Linked DNA regions of Homo sapiens: all the other regions are linked to region 1. Evidence: chromatin contacts called from ENCODE Hi-C or POLR2A ChIA-PET data. All regions are on one chromosome and are shown on one strand. Each heading gives the region's core, a stretch centred on a gene start or an enhancer-like site at or near the end of the contact. The rest is flanking DNA. Distances are from core to core; before and after follow the strand shown. Region 1 overlaps MEIS2 (Meis homeobox 2). Region 2 holds the start of MEIS2 (Meis homeobox 2). Region 3 overlaps MEIS2 (Meis homeobox 2).

Region 1 (5,022 bases), core at 1,146-3,645:
CATTTAAAAAATGTTCAGCATTGGCCTGGTGTGGTGGCTCATGCCTGTAATCCCAGCACTTTGGGAGACAGAGGTGGGAGGATCTCTTGAGTTCAGGATTTCAAGACCAGCCTGGGGAACATAGTGACACTCCATCTCTACAAAAAAATAAAAATAAGTTAAATAAATTAGCTGGGTGTGCTGGTGTGCACCTTTAGTTCCAGCCACTTGTGAGGCCAAGGTTGGGACCAAATAAATTTAAAAATCAACAACAAGAGATTTTTATTTGGTGGAAACTGAGAATAAAAAATTATAATATCTGGCACTGTCCAGGGTAGAAGGAAATATCTAACTTAATAATGACTATAAAAGTTGACATGGTCTTTCTGGAATATAAACTAGTAATATGTGTTAAAAAAAGAAAACAACTAAAAATTTTCTCTTCTTTGATCTAGTAATTCCATTTCTAGGAGTTTGTCATGAAGAAATAATTCTAAAAGTACACAAAAATTATGCAAAATTATGTATAAAGATATTTATTATAATAAAAAATTGAAAGTCACCTATATTCTCAAATGTAGGAGATATGGAATGTTATGGAGCGTTATGGACTACTGTGTAACCATTAAAAATTATATTCCAAAAGTATTTTGAGATAAGGGGAAATCTCTATGTGTTGCTAGGCAAAGTAAACCGGGTAAGGCAGTATTTATGATATAATTTTAATTTTATTAGAGAAAATATATATGGACATATGCACAGAACATATGAATGATTATCCTTGGGTAGGGAGATCTAGGTGACATTTTTACTTTTTATATTAGAAAGTTTCTATGTAATGTGTATTGCATTGATAATACAGAATAATAAATTTTATTTTAATAAAGAACCATGTTGGCTAAGGGGGAGAAATAAAGTGTGGTAACACACTGGGAACACTGGAAACCCACCAAGGGGTTGCAAGTCCAGGTGCAGAATAAGAGAGAGAAACAGAGAAGCAGAGAAAGAACATTTTTAGGTTTGTAATCTTGGAGGTGCAACATCTCTGTTTGATGAATTTTCTGCTGATAAAGTAGAGATGGATAACATTGGAAATGAGACAGGCAAGATATTAGACAGGCCTTTGTCATACATATTGGAGTTTTCAAAAGTAGGGGCAAGCCATGGGATGGAGAACTTTCTAGCATGTACATAAGTCGTAGGGGAAAGAGGGAGTGGCTTAAAAGTCAACATTCTTCTCTCAACAACTGTGAAGAGGAAAGAAAGCAAATGCTGTGAGCTTCATGAGAAAAGTGGCTGGAAAGTCTTAGGTAGGGGCTGGGAGCAGGCAATAAGGGAAGAAAGGGAAGAGAGAACAGTCTAGTTTCTTGTCCTTAATTCCAGAGGTACTGGTAAGGAGGAAAAATGAATAATTTTAGTAGAAGAGTATATTAGTTAGCTAGGGCTGCCATAACAAAATACCATAGCCTGGGTGGCTTAAACAACAGACATTTATTTTCTCACAGTTCTGGAGGCTGGAAAGTCCAAGAGCCAGGTGCAGCAGGGTTATTGTTGGGTGAGGGCTCTCTCCTGGTTTGCAGACAGCCACCTTCTCCCTGTCCCTGCATAACATTTCCTCTGACTTCATTTAACCTTAATTACCTCCTAAAAGCCCTATCTCCAAATAGGTATCATATGGAGGCTGGGGTTTCAACACACAAAATTTGGGAGGACTTAATTCAGTTCAGAGCAGAGTTTTTAGCTTAACAATATTTTAGGACAAACATAAGTTTAAAAAAAAATCAAGGATATGGAATTATGTGTATGGAAAAGTTCAAAGGTTTATGGGTTTTTTTTTCCCCCATAACACAGCCAGTGAGGATGAGGGCAACGAGGCAAGTTAATTTAGGTTGTGGTGAGATTAAAAAAAAAAAAAAAGACCAGAATGCCAAGAGTAATGCCATTAGGATTACAGGTCTTTGCTAGACCCAGGCACTAATAAAGCTCTCTAAAATACTATCTTATCTTGGAGTAGAGAACCTGAGATAAAGATCCCTCAAATGTTTCCTCAAAGCACCTGGATGGAGGCAGGAAAGAGGAGCAAAGAAGGCGTGGGGAGGACTATTCGGTTGGCTAAAATAAGCCACAAATTGAGTTCTTATTTTGATTATGTGTAAGGTTTGTTTGATCTAGCTGCTTTTCCTTAGAGTTCAGTTTTACATATGCTTCGGCGCCCAACCAGCTTGTGTATTTTCAGGATTTTTTTCCTCTCTTTCTTTTCCTTCTTTGGTTGGGTTTTAGATCAGGGAGGGTAAGGACTGAGGGAAGCGAGGTCAGCAGACGAGACTCATTTCCCGGTTTGTCAGACTGTGCTCTTGACCCCTCCTCAGGACCTGTGATTAATACACGCTTTGTAGAGGAGACTTGGCAAACCCCGCTCTCCACAGGACCCGATTCATAATTCACAGCGAGCAGGAGGAGCAGGGTCTTTGTGGTGGCTTGTTGGCTCTTTGCTGCACAAAAAGCAATGCCTTCTGACCTTCGCTGTTATCTAATCAGGAAGTAGACAGTCCTGGCGTGTAGCTGAGTCCTCGTAGGGCTCTCTACAACTGTAAATTATGTTCGAGCTCCCCGGATCTGGGGCATGCCACACTTTACATTACTATTGTGTATCTTAAAATAAACAGCATCGCAAGCTGTTTATTTTGGTGTTACTATGTATGCAATTTTAAAACAGTGGTTACTTAAACAAATGTCTCTGTTCCCACAGCACTTGAAAGCCAGTGCTTGCTCCTGTGGTTTTGGATTTTGTCACTTCTGTTTGGATTATATTTGAAATCCACACTGTGAGCAGTTGGAATGAACCTGGCAGCACCTAAGACCAGGGCCTGCTGTTGGGCCCTGCGTTTCACCATGTGCAGCTCTCTTCCTCCCCACACTATGCTCTCCCTACCCTCTACGGGCCATATGCATGTGCACAAACCAGATATTTTGCTTTCTCTTTGGGGCTCTAAATTTATCCCCATGAGTGATCTAGAGAGTCATTTACTTTAAGTTCCTGAATGCTTTGCAATTTAATTGAAGAAGTGGTGTCGTCATGATTCTATAGCAAAATACTACTCCCAAATACTCATTTAAATTGTCATCTGTGCACTACAGATACAATGCATATTCCATTGACATAGCTTGGTGAAGATGAATGAGAAAGCACAGGGGTGGTAGACAAAAAGAATGTAAAAATATCAAAGTTTTGACAGTGACTTGCCCCATGACCTTCAGTTCTTATGCCTCTTCTACACAAGGGGTGAAACAGAAAGGTAGAAATTCTTAGTAGCTCATGCAATACTTGTGCTCAGATCGACTTTGGTTTGATTCACAGGAGGCTACTTACTAGTGCTGTTTATTTGGATGAGTTATTTAACATCTTTAACTCTTCATCTGTAAAATGGGTCAGATTGTCAGGGTGGGGTGGAACTGAAAAAAATAGAATATGTAAAACAGTCTATCTCTCTTGAACAAGGTTGGTACTCAATAATTACTTTTTCTCTTCTCATTCCAACCCTCACCCCATGACATAAATTATAGCTGCGGGTGGTCTGGGACTAGTCCTCTTGGCTTGAAGCTGGAGTTAATGTAGTGTGGGACCATCAATGACCGACCTGGCCTGCTGGGTGATGTTTGGGACTGTCATTACCCAGAGTATGTTTAACCATTAGCGATGGGGCCACAGCACTCCAGACTTCTCCATTCCCTGGCCTGTTTTTAAGGAGAGAAGCAGAGGCTAATTGGAAGTTTTGTATTATGTGTGCCTTACCCCCTGCCATTAGTGGAGTTATCAAATTATAATCATCTTTCCATCTTGATGTCATGAGTTTCTTCTGTTGTACTGGTACATTATAAGGGAATTTTTTCTTTTATTTGCTTGTTTATGAATGAATGGGTAGAAATCTACTTGGATTCTTAGGTATTTCAAGAAGTCTAAATTCTAGTGGTAAAATTCATTGCCTTTAATACTCGGACTCCAAATCAGCTTACACAATAATAATTTTTGTTCTCATAACTCAGTTATATAAATGAAATAATTTGTTTTGCATGTATAGATACTATTTACATTTTCCACAAAAACCAACACTACTTTAAAAATTGTATATTATAAGCCTGATAGATTGAAGTTGCATAATATAATAAATCTAAAACATTGATGAGATGATGTGGGTCTTACTGGCTAGATTGCCACGTTTCTCCTTCTTCTGAAGCACATGCGCAAGGTCCTATGCTGTAAAGAAGTGAAGACATTCCTTGGATCATTTAGATGCCGGCAAGGTCCAGTAATTGTTTCTTATTGCTCTCTATGATTCCATGAAGATTAACATGTAAAATATTTTGAGCATATGGATTTTTTATTCCACATATAAAGAAAATATTCAGTGATCATAGAGTGACTGAAAGCTTGGATGGAGCTTCAATATCTCTTATTAGCTGAGCTGTCTTGCACAAGTTATTTAACTTGTTAACAGTCTCCATTTCTTATCTTTGTAAAATAGGGATAATGATAATACTTCCTCCTAGGGTTGTTAGGATGGACAAAGGAGATAATGATGGGCCAGGCACTTACCACATTGCCTGCATTAAATACTGGGGGAGGTTGGCTCTTAATCACTATGTTGGCCCTTTAAGGGGACAAATACTTTTAAATTTCCCTAATAATTTGGAAGGTAAAATAAATTCAAAATTTTTGGTGTCATTGTTTCACCTCTGTCCTAAACACCATAGAATCCCATTTTGCTTGACGGAACACAAAAGAGGGGTGTGAGATAGAAATAAATGAAGGAATAAAAAGAGGACTTGTACTGTTGCTAGGTGATCTCCATTTTCACTCAGAGTGAGAGTGCATCCTGTCCTCCTTCCCTGCTGTGGTTGGTCTATCTCTTAGTTAGCGGTATTTTTCTTTTTTTAGTCTGCTTATTACCTTTCTCATAATGAGATATAATCAGGCACTTTTTTGTGTGTGAGGCCGGTTCTTGCTCTGTTGCCTAGGCTGGAGTGCAGTGGCACCATCATAGC
Region 2 (4,956 bases), core at 658-3,157, 80 kb before region 1:
TCTTTATATGTGAGGGCCGATTTCCCGCAGACATCATTGTTATGATGGCTCATTTAATCAAACTGTTTAATTGCTCTGGTAATCACTATCATCATCACAGGTGCTCAATCATTCATCATTTTTGGAGGGCTTTATTGACCTCCGGAGTTCATTCCTCAGCCCTATTAAAACGAGGCCAAATTTCTCCGACTCCGCTTGGAGTCTCTGCAGGCTGCAATCTTAGCCTAGTTTCTGTTGCTCGAAAGCTTACAGTGAAGCAGGGAACATGGAACGGGGGCCAAAAAAAAGAGCCCTCCCACCCGCCCTCCTCCCCGCTCTCTCTCGCTCTCTCTCTCTCTCTCTCACACACAACACACACACAGAGTACTTTATTCTCTCTAATCAACCTCCCCCATCCCACCCTCCCTCCGCGGGAAAGTCGGTTAGACGCGGCTCGCGGAAGACACTACTCTCCACTTCTCAGAATGGGTTCAAAGTTGGGGAGGGATGCGGCTGTTGGAGAACAACAGTCCGCTTTCCACTCTCTGGGCCAGGGACTGGGAGGGCGAGAGCGAGAAGTTGGGGAGAGGACGCGCTTCCAGCGCCTGTCCGCCCGGCCGCGCCACAAGGGGCCGAGGGGCATGGGGGCTGCTGGGCGGCAAGGCTTGCGCGGGGTGACCGTGGCTCCGCCCCCAACTCCGGGCTCGTAGTGATTGACGCGCGGCCGCCGGGAAACCAGCCGCGCAGAGGTGAAGCCTGGTGCAGCTCGGGCCAGGGAGGACAGGGCACCGGCCACAACTAGTTTCCACCCAAACGGTGTGGGGTAGTTCCCTTCGTTTCCTTTTCCTTTTTGGAAAAGTTCTTTCGGAGCTGGCCCCATCTCCCTGACCCCGCGAAATCGCCCCTGTGTAATTAACACAGCCATTAGCAGGCGTTACCGCGGCCCGCCGCTGCGCCTCGGGCGACCACAACAAAGCTGGGCTGTGAGCGCCGGCCACTCCTCCTCGCCCGGCAACTTCTTTCTCCCCCACTCTCTCCGTCTTTTCCTCCTGTGCTTCCCAGCTCTGAGTGAGATCCACTTTGGAGACGCACACTAGTCGCGCGCGCGCACGGGCGCGCGGGCGCGCGCGCGCACACACACACACACACACACACACACACACACACACACACGCCTTTGGCTACATCGGACCCAGATGACTGCCTCCTCACTTCCTCCCTCCCGATTCCGCCGCGGCCCCCAAAGACTCTCGGGGTGGCCCCTTGTCCGCACCGCTTGGAGGGAGTGTGCTCTGAGTTAAGCTGGTCTCTTCTGGTCCTGGAAAAAAATGAGTATTGACAAGGTTGCTGGATCTGCGCAGAAAAGAAAGTGCCACTTAATAAAAAATTTAGCCCGGCAGTGGTACCGTCTGCAGAGCTTGCTGCCCTTGGACGTTAGCAGGAAGCCTTCGGGGTGCTGTAATCGGCGGGCAGAGGAGAGGGAGGCCGCGGAATTAAAAGGAACAAAAGCTAGAGCGCCATGCCAAACGTCCCCGGCAAGACCCAGTTAGGCAGGAGCCGGGAGTGATGGGAAAATGAACTAGAAGTAAGTTTTTTTTTTTTTTTAAATGAAAAGATCTGAGGCGGTACCGTACTTTCCCTGTGGTTTTCTGCAGTTTTCCTCTCTGCGCTCTCCCTGTCCTCTTCTCTCTCCCCCTCTCCCTCTCTCCCTGTTCGCGCGCGCGCGCGCGCAACACACACGCGCGCACGCACACACATACACACACACTCACACACACAGACACACTCTCCTTTTCCTCCCCCCCGCCGTCCCCCATCCCCGTGGAGGAGCAGGCTTGCTGATTTGCTCGGGTCCGCCCGGCTCGAGCCTCCCCTCCCCCTCCCGCCCCCCCGCCTCCCCCACCCCCCCAGCCGGGGCTGTCCGATCGCACTCGTTGCATATCAGAGGCTCGGCGCGGCGCGCTCCTCCTCGCTCCCGCTCCCCACTCCCGGGATGTGTCTCCGCCGTACGACGGGCTATGGCCACCACGACTTCCGGGTTCCGTCATTTCGTTCTCCCGCCGCCGACCCGCGCCGCCAAACTGAGGCTCTTCAATAAGCCAGGCAGCAGCCAACCTGCCAACACCTACTGACACTCACTCATCTCCCAGAGAGAGAAAGAGAGCGAGAGAGAGCGAGCGCGAGAGAGCGAGCGCGAGTGAGAGCGAGCGAGCGAGCGAGAAAGAGAGAGAGGGAGAGACAAAATACCTACCAGGAAAGGGGGGGAGGAAGTCCAATTTTTGCAAACTATTCATTTTTTTTTCTTGATTTTTCTCACTGCTTTCTTTGAACAATACTTTAAAGAGAGAGGATCGTATTATAGATACCGCGGGGGCAAAGCTAAAAAAGGGGGGAGGGGGGAGGAAAAAATTCAAGAAGCAGAAACCCCTCGCGGAGTTTTACTGGAAGAAAAAAACGGGTCTGAAAGATTCCTCCTCTTCATCATCATCAACCATCATTCATTCACTACCTTGACATTCCGGGCTTTGATTGACAGCTGGAGTGGCAAAAAGCCATGAAACACGACAGTTCGGTTACATGTGGGCTGCTGACGGGCCGCTCGTAACCTTCAGTTCGGGGGCTTGACAATTTTTTTCTTCTTTTTCTTCTTTTTCTTTTCTTTCTTTTTTTTTCCAACTGAGGGGAAGAGAAGAGAAAGAGGGGGAAAGGAGGACCGAAGAGGAGGAGGAGGGGAGGGGGGAGGAGGAGGAGGTGGAGGAGGAGGAGGAAGATCAGGAGGAGGAGGAAGAAGAGGAAAAAAGAGAAAAAGAAGAAATATCACAGAAAAAAAAATTCTTCGTTGTCTAGACTGGGCTTTTTTTCCCCCCTAAAAAATAGCATATTGGAGAATTGGGAGAAGTCTCTTTGGTTTGGAAAAAAAAAAAAGGAATCTTCAGCCTAGATCACTTTCTTATCCGGACTGGGATATTAAATATACGACACATCCAGGAGTTTATTGGAGCGCAGACTGATGGCGCAAAGGGTAGGTTTAAATCTCCAACACTTACCTAGATATAAATCCTCTCCTAAGAGGGGCCTGTCCCGATGCCTCCTCTCCCTTCAACGCTTCTGCTGCTGCTCGCTGCTTGATGATGGCGGCCAGTATTTTAAAAAATAGCAAAATTATTCATCGGCTTCTTTCCCTCCCGTGCCTCTGCGTGTGTGCGAGTGTGTGTGCGTGCGTGTGTGCGTGTCTGGGCGCGCGTGTTCCAGCGCTGTGCGAGCGGGCGGGCGGCGAGTGCGTGTGAGTGGTGTGTGTGTGTGCGTGTGCAATCGTTACACGCTTTCGCCTCGCTCCAGCTTTTACCCCAGCAGCGCGATTCCCCCGGTTCTCCTGCTGCCGCTGCTGCGCCGCTGCCGCCGTGGCTCGCGCGGCTCGGGGCGGGCACGGGCTGCGTAGGAGCCGCCGCCGGGGCCGCCGCTGGGGCCGCGCTGCCGCAGCCGCTGCGCCGCCGCCTAGACTACTAGCCTGGGCTGCTTGTTTTGTCTCTGAAATTGACAAGGACGCAGGGAATCCGCTGCTAAATAATGTTTCTGGTAACTTTCACGTTATTCGCCCCCCCACCCTCCGCTCCCTGCCCCCGGGGAGGCACTGGCCCTAGTCTTTCCTAGTCCTCGGCGTTCTCGTGCTGATTATTAGCGTTTTTCTTCTCTTTATTTTGTTTCATTTCGCCTTTTGATTTATTGGATCCTCAGAGGAGGCGAAGGGGGGTTAGGGGTGGGATCCGGGGCTTCCTCCTCACACTAACTCCACTTCTCCCTCCGTTGGCTCGCTACGGTTCTGTTGCCTCCGGCGGGAGCGGGGCCTCCCGGCGCCCCCTCAAATCCCCGGCCTCGCCGCCTCCTCTTCCTTCTCTAAACGTTGCTCTTGGTTCATGCTTTTTCATTTTTAAATTTAATAACATTTTTTCCTCACAACTTTTAACTCCGTTGTTTTGGCTGGTTTGGTTTCTGTGTGCTCAACTTGTGCTCGGTACTTTTCTCCTTTCTGACTTTGTTTTTATTTTTATTTTCTCTCTCTCTCTCTCTCTCTCTCTCTCTCTCTCTCTCTCTCTCTCCCCCTCTCCTCCTTTTCCTCCTCCTCCTCTCTTCTCTCTTACCTCCCTCCCTCTCTCTCATCTTTATCCCTTCCTCTCTTTTCTGTTCGCCCTCTTCTCCCTGCTCTTTTTCCCTTTCCACCCCCCTCCTCTGTTCTCCCTCACCTCCTGCGCCCCCTCCCCCTTCCCGGGTTCTGACAGTACGATGAGCTGCCCCATTACGGCGGGATGGACGGAGTAGGGGTTCCCGCTTCCATGTACGGAGACCCTCACGCGCCGCGGCCGATCCCCCCGGTTCACCACCTGAACCACGGGCCGCCGCTCCACGCCACACAGCACTACGGCGCGCACGCCCCGCACCCCAATGTCATGCCGGCCAGTATGGGATCCGCTGTCAACGACGCCTTGAAGCGGGACAAGGACGCGATCTATGGGTAAACTGACCCCCCGGACCCAGCTTACTGTGTGTGAGTGTGAGAGTGTGTGTTTGTCTCTGTGGGGGTGGGAAGGTGGACGACTAAGTGGGGAGTTACTTCTGTATGGTGGGGGGCGGGCGCCGCTTGCCTTAGGAAGGGACCGTGGAGGGGGCCTGCTCTTCTGCCCCTGGAGTCAAAGCCCCGAAGAACTAGCCTCTTTCGCTCTCACAGCCCGACCACTCCAGACCCCACAGCCTGGAGTGACTGAGTCCCCAGAATCTTGCCGGGGCCTTCTCCCCGAGGACAGGATTCCTGGCCAAAGGACGCAGGACTGCTCGTTTCAGGCTCCCTAACAGAGGCCTTGACGAAGGAGAAAGTTTCCTGCCGATGAGAAGCAACTTTGGGTTTTTTTATTTTTTACTTTTTTTTCTTCTGTTTCCTACTGAGGGTCTGGGAGTCACTAACAGCAGCTTGAGCTGGGATCA
Region 3 (4,850 bases), core at 1,207-3,706, 120 kb after region 1:
TTGCTCTTCTTTTGTCCTTGTTTTTTTTTTTTTTTTTTTTCTTGAGTGGCTGACATACTTTGTCAGCCTGAAAGTCCTATTGTCAAACCAAAGGTAACATTTGAAAAATTGAGTTTGCCTCTTCCCACCACAACAAATAGGAATTTCTCATCTATTTCCAATTTTCATCAACTATACACCGTAACATACTAAACATAAATTCTCAGACTTATCCTCTTAATATCTTTTGTATTTGTATCTCTCCTTTTTCATCTAAGTTTAATTTATCAGCAGTTCTCCCAACCAAATACCCTACTTCTTTTTCATTTCTACCACCTTAATCAGAGCTCGTTTTGTTTCCCTCTTCTGCCTGGATTGGACAAGAACTTTCCATCTTCTCAGCTTCTAGATTCTCATCAGTTCAGTTCATCCTATACATAGCTCTTGGAAAGATCTTCCTCAAACACCATATTTTATCATTCTACCATTTAGGAATTTCAAGAATTCAATTTATCACTCAAGAACCTCTACCAGATTGCGTGTTAATCATAGCCATGTTTTCCAGATCGAAGCTGGGAGCCAGTCAGAGTTCAATTCCTTTATCCTCCCTTGCACAACATCGGCCCCGGTCTGGACTGGTGCTTTACAGCATGCCATTTCCTTGTTTTCTCTTCTTCCAACATTCCACGTTCTTTTAATCTGCTTCAGCTTTCTTCCTCCAAGAATTTGAAATTAATCTTTATCTTTAACTTCTTTAATTGACTTCATGACACTTATTTACTGACTATGGACTATTTTGACTTGTAATTATTTGTGTGTTCTCCAATTGTGATTTTCAGTTTGTTTCTGTGGGTGTGGAAAATAAAAATCTTTAAAGGCATAACTTGCATTTTCATATATATGGAGAAAGAAACTCATATAACTATATATGTATGTATTGATAATTTTATATATAACTTTGTCTTATATTCTGTCATTAAATTTGTCTTATGTGAAGTATAGAATATGGAAGATTTACCAATGTGTGACACATAGATAGATTACTATGGACCTTAAAAATTATTTGGTCTAATTTTTTTTAGGATTAAAACAGGATGAAAATAAGCCTTACATTATATCTGCTCCTTTATACCTAGCTTTACCTTCCGCCCTCTTCCCATGCCAAACCCAGTCTCTCATTGGGAAACACACACACATGCCCCTAGAGAAAGCATCTATGAATACAATTCTGTGAACGTGGAGGAGGTAGGTGATTAGTAACTTTTGACTGGCCAAAGGGTGATGTAGGTTAAAGCAAGAAATGAGGGTGAGAAAAATCTCTGTTCCCCTAGATAGAGGGGAAGGGAGCAAACACTAGAACATGGCATGATTGAGTATAATAGAAGTGAGAATGTTTAGCAACCATTCTTTTCTCCTTTGTTTCTGGCATTTCCACCCCTCCCCACCCCCCGACAAAATTCCTGTCTTTGATCTATGCAGTAATATGTCTAAATATCCTAGAATTGGTAACTCTGTCTGTATGTATGTGTGTATATGTGTCTGTGCGTGTCCTTATCACCCCTACTTCAGCAGCAGCACAGAAAACTGAGCCAGGTGTTAATGAATTCATCTCTGGCAAAGTTTATTGCTCTGTGTGTGTGTGTTTCCATGCATGTACATGTGCACACACACACACACAATACACATACATATACCTACATACATGTGGCTGATGACTTCTCACAGTGTATCTCAAAGCATTATTGCATGTCCCACTTGGTTGATAGGGCATCTCTAGCCTGACAGATTTATCTGTTGAGAACAGGATTATGCATTTGAAACCAGTTTAATTCTTAGCAAGACAATGCACATGTCTTATGTAGATTTTGTTGTTGGTTTTTTTCTCCTTCGTAAGTTACTCGGGGAAAGTCATGTCAATATAAATCAGTGGTAATGAAATCAACATTATAGCATCTTTGATAATGCATTTGCTAAAGCCTTTCTGGACGTTTACCCAGCTCTCAATGATTGATATTACAGGCAGTGGATAAACATTTTTGATGGATCTGTTTGCTCACAGATAAAAAAAAAAAAAGAAGAAAATGTAATCCTTTTATCTCTTTGATTCAAAGAGTGTAATGCCATTGGAAAGGAAGCAGTTCAAATGTGGTCATCATAGGTTGGTGGCACCAAAAATAGAAACTCACTTAGGGTAAAATTTGCTGTCAGAAAAAATGGAGCATTCTTTCTGAACTCAGGAGCGTGTGGTTCATGCGAGCTTCCTTGTAGATGGTTGCTACAATAAGGCTTCTTTCATACAGGTGTGTTTATGCCCCAGGCTTGCTGGCCACAGTCCATTCCATTTACAGAAGCTGAATTAAACAATAACTACTGCATTGCAAAAAATGGTGGGGGTGGGAGGAAGGGGAGGGGGAAAGGTGAGCGTCAAAGGAGATGCCTGAGAGCTTTGTTAGGGCCAAGAAAAACCCTGTTGCAGTTGTCAGAGCTTGTTGATGTTGCTGGGAACGGCACTTTTTTTTTCTCCTGGATTTTGTGGTTCTGCCTTAGGAAAGAAAGTAAAATAGAACGGAAGAACAAAGTCCTACTCTATAAATCAGCAGCTGCTCCTTGCCAGATCAAAGGAGTGACATTTTTGCTCCTGGACTACTTGTCCACTTGAGGGCTTGACAGGCAGCTAACAGCTGGCCTGCTAGACTGTATGGGAGAATCAGCCTACATCTTCTTCTGAGCAGATGACAAGCTAATCAGAGACATATCCATAGCACAGGGCATGTGAGTGCACCTTGATCTCTTCAAACATATCTAATACATAATTGCTAAACAGCTTGGTGCATTTTTGGCCAGTTAATGCTTAGGTGGTTTCCATTAAGAAGTAGGATAGAGAATTAATACTTCAATCAAAGGTGATCATGAAAGCTAAAAAGCTACTAGATTTGTTGGGATCTTTTCCTCTTACAGTAAAATGGCTAGGAACATAATGGGAGTTGGCTAAGAATGTGTGCAACTGATTGTGAAGTGACTGGTTGATTTGCAAAGCCAGGTCAGGCTACAGTGCTCAGATACAGAATAGGTAATTAGAAATCAGTAGTTTTGAAAATGATTGTGCCTGCTTTTTATGTTGATAGAGTTAAATAAACTTGTAGGTGTACCTTCTGTGTCTGCAAAAAGTTATTTTCAGAAGCACTGTAAGGTGTGTAGGTATCCAGATCTGGAATTTTAATGTCAGTAGTAAAAGTTTCAAAGTAATTCAGTTTCTAGTTGACTTCCATCTGCAATAAATCATGTACAGGATGAGGTAATATACTACAACTTATGTCTATTGACTTAGGATTTTATCTTTAAGAGGATAGATCCTAGATGTGAATAGCTAAGGAAGTTTGAGTGTTTTCTCCTCCCTTGCTTTCAAATAGCTTTGAAAGATCACTTTTATAGTGCATGATAAATAGCTACATATGAATAATCTGATGGCATTCTGTAAGAGTAACAGTGCTTCAAAATCGTAACCTGCTGGGATGTTTTGTTACATGCCATCAAGTGTGATTGTATTCATGGAATAGTGTTTACTGTTGCTCAATATTGTAAAGGAAATAAAAGATAATTCCCTATCTGAGGGGAAATTTCTCAAATATTTTAATTAAAAGGTCCCTACAGTTACCCATATAAACCTTAGTCAAATAAGATAACAAATTTTCTTGATCTCCTTTAAAAATTCTTTTATGTATAAAAATAATTATATTTATTAAAAACTCCAACAGTACAGAATTATTTGGAAAAAAAGATAGAAATCTACCATTCTCCTATCCATGCCTGAGAGATAGCCTCTGTTAACAGTCTTCACAAAAACATTTTACTGGCCCAGCTTTTCCTTTAAGAGGTACAGATGGAGTACAATAAATTAAATTATTATAAAGTGTTTATTGCCCAAGGCAAGTGAGTAAAAGGCTGTTTAGATCTAAGATACCTAAAGAGAAGAGTATGTGCATTTTTTTGCAGCTGAGATTCACAATTAAAACTTGATCTTTGCAAGTTTCTATTCTTAAGCAGAGCACTAGAATTTGATATGTGATCTAGAGCAAGGCTTCTCATACTTAAATGTACATAAATCCCTTGGAGATCTTTTAAAATGCAGAATCAGATTCAGTAGCACAGGAATGGGGACGGTAATGTATTTCTGCATCTCTAACAAGCTCAAGGTGATGTTGCTACTGGTCCATGGCACACATGTAAAGTAGCAAGGATCTAGAGAACCATACAGAGAGTGTGATTCCAAAAGAGCTCACTCCCCTATCCACCTCCCACCCCTGCAGGCAGATGCCTGCCCCAGTGTCTAAAATCTCCACCATAGCATTGTACATTTGGATTAAACTCCGATTTTTAGAAAGATCCGGCGATATGAACACACGCTACCTGTAGGAGTACAACACAGTTATTACCCTGTGGCCAATCCAGCATAGATTTGTTTAACAGCCACCCACCTATTCCTAATTACTATCTATGAGAGAACAGAGCTATTTAGGAGCATTGGATAGGTGCATTTTGACTGTAAGCTAACATTTAATGAGCTTGCTATGTGCCAGGCATTGTGCTAAGGATCTTGCATACAAAATCTCCCTCAATCCTCAAAACCACCCAGGCCCAGTTATTTCCTCAGTTTACAGATAGGAAACAGAGTGAAGCTTGGGAAGGTTAAGAAGAACTGTCCAAATTCACACAGCAAATAAAGGGCAGAGGACATGAGCCCATGCTCTTCACCGTATTGCTCTATGCATAAGTCTGGAGTATACAACAATAATGGAGAAGGGCATGCTCAAAGTAGAGTATTTTAGTAAAGAACCTCCAGGAGCCCTTGTAACTTTAGGGAAGAATTAGAT

What was found. A loop is a pair of places that touch in the nucleus more often than their neighbours do. ChIA-PET counts read pairs that join two places held with the same protein, here RNA polymerase II (POLR2A). Pooled maps may share reads with other maps.
Region 2: a map of ovary shows a loop between it and region 1 (4-fold over the local background). The contact joins the promoter of MEIS2 here to the enhancer-like site in region 1. A Hi-C loop is called at or near these places in 30 of 168 maps with a recorded cell type or tissue (A673, Caco-2, GM12878 and 16 more), 3 of 37 single-sample maps with no recorded cell type and 27 of 50 pooled maps. POLR2A ChIA-PET finds 5 or more read pairs at or near these places in 8 of 52 experiments (AG04449, BJ, GM12878 and 5 more).
Region 3: a map of HepG2 shows a loop between it and region 1 (2.4-fold over the local background). The contact joins two enhancer-like sites. A Hi-C loop is called at or near these places in 1 of 168 maps with a recorded cell type or tissue (HepG2). POLR2A ChIA-PET finds 5 or more read pairs at or near these places in 4 of 52 experiments (AG04449, GM12878, K562 and 1 more).

What each region holds. Positions count from the first base shown.
Region 1 is chr15:37,017,549-37,022,570 of GRCh38, reverse strand. All of the region lies in intron 8 of MEIS2 (Meis homeobox 2), which reads left to right. Among named protein-coding and RNA genes, the nearest start is that of MIR8063, 47 kb to the right of the region's middle. RefSeq lists an enhancer at 2,389-2,683. Within about 2 kb of position 2,395, at least 7 of the 41 ENCODE cell types and tissues checked have a DNase peak (open chromatin) inside an H3K27ac peak, as active enhancers do; they include heart right ventricle and ovary, where a contact is called at or near this core.
Region 2 is chr15:37,097,500-37,102,455 of GRCh38, reverse strand. MEIS2 (Meis homeobox 2) reads left to right here and starts at 1,907. Exons shown (of 12, transcript NM_170675.5): 1 at 1,907-3,001; 2 at 4,257-4,489. The coding sequence starts at 2,990. LOC124903465 (a long non-coding RNA gene) reads right to left here and starts at 3,208. Exons shown (of 2, transcript XR_007064581.1): 1 at 3,027-3,208; 2 at 1-2,655. RefSeq lists silencers at 537-676, 3,126-3,185, 3,336-3,535 and enhancers at 1,377-1,656, 1,907-2,066.
Region 3 is chr15:36,901,842-36,906,691 of GRCh38, reverse strand. All of the region lies in intron 9 of MEIS2 (Meis homeobox 2), which reads left to right. Among named protein-coding and RNA genes, the nearest start is that of MIR8063, 69 kb to the left of the region's middle. Within about 2 kb of position 2,456, at least 2 of the 41 ENCODE cell types and tissues checked have a DNase peak (open chromatin) inside an H3K27ac peak, as active enhancers do.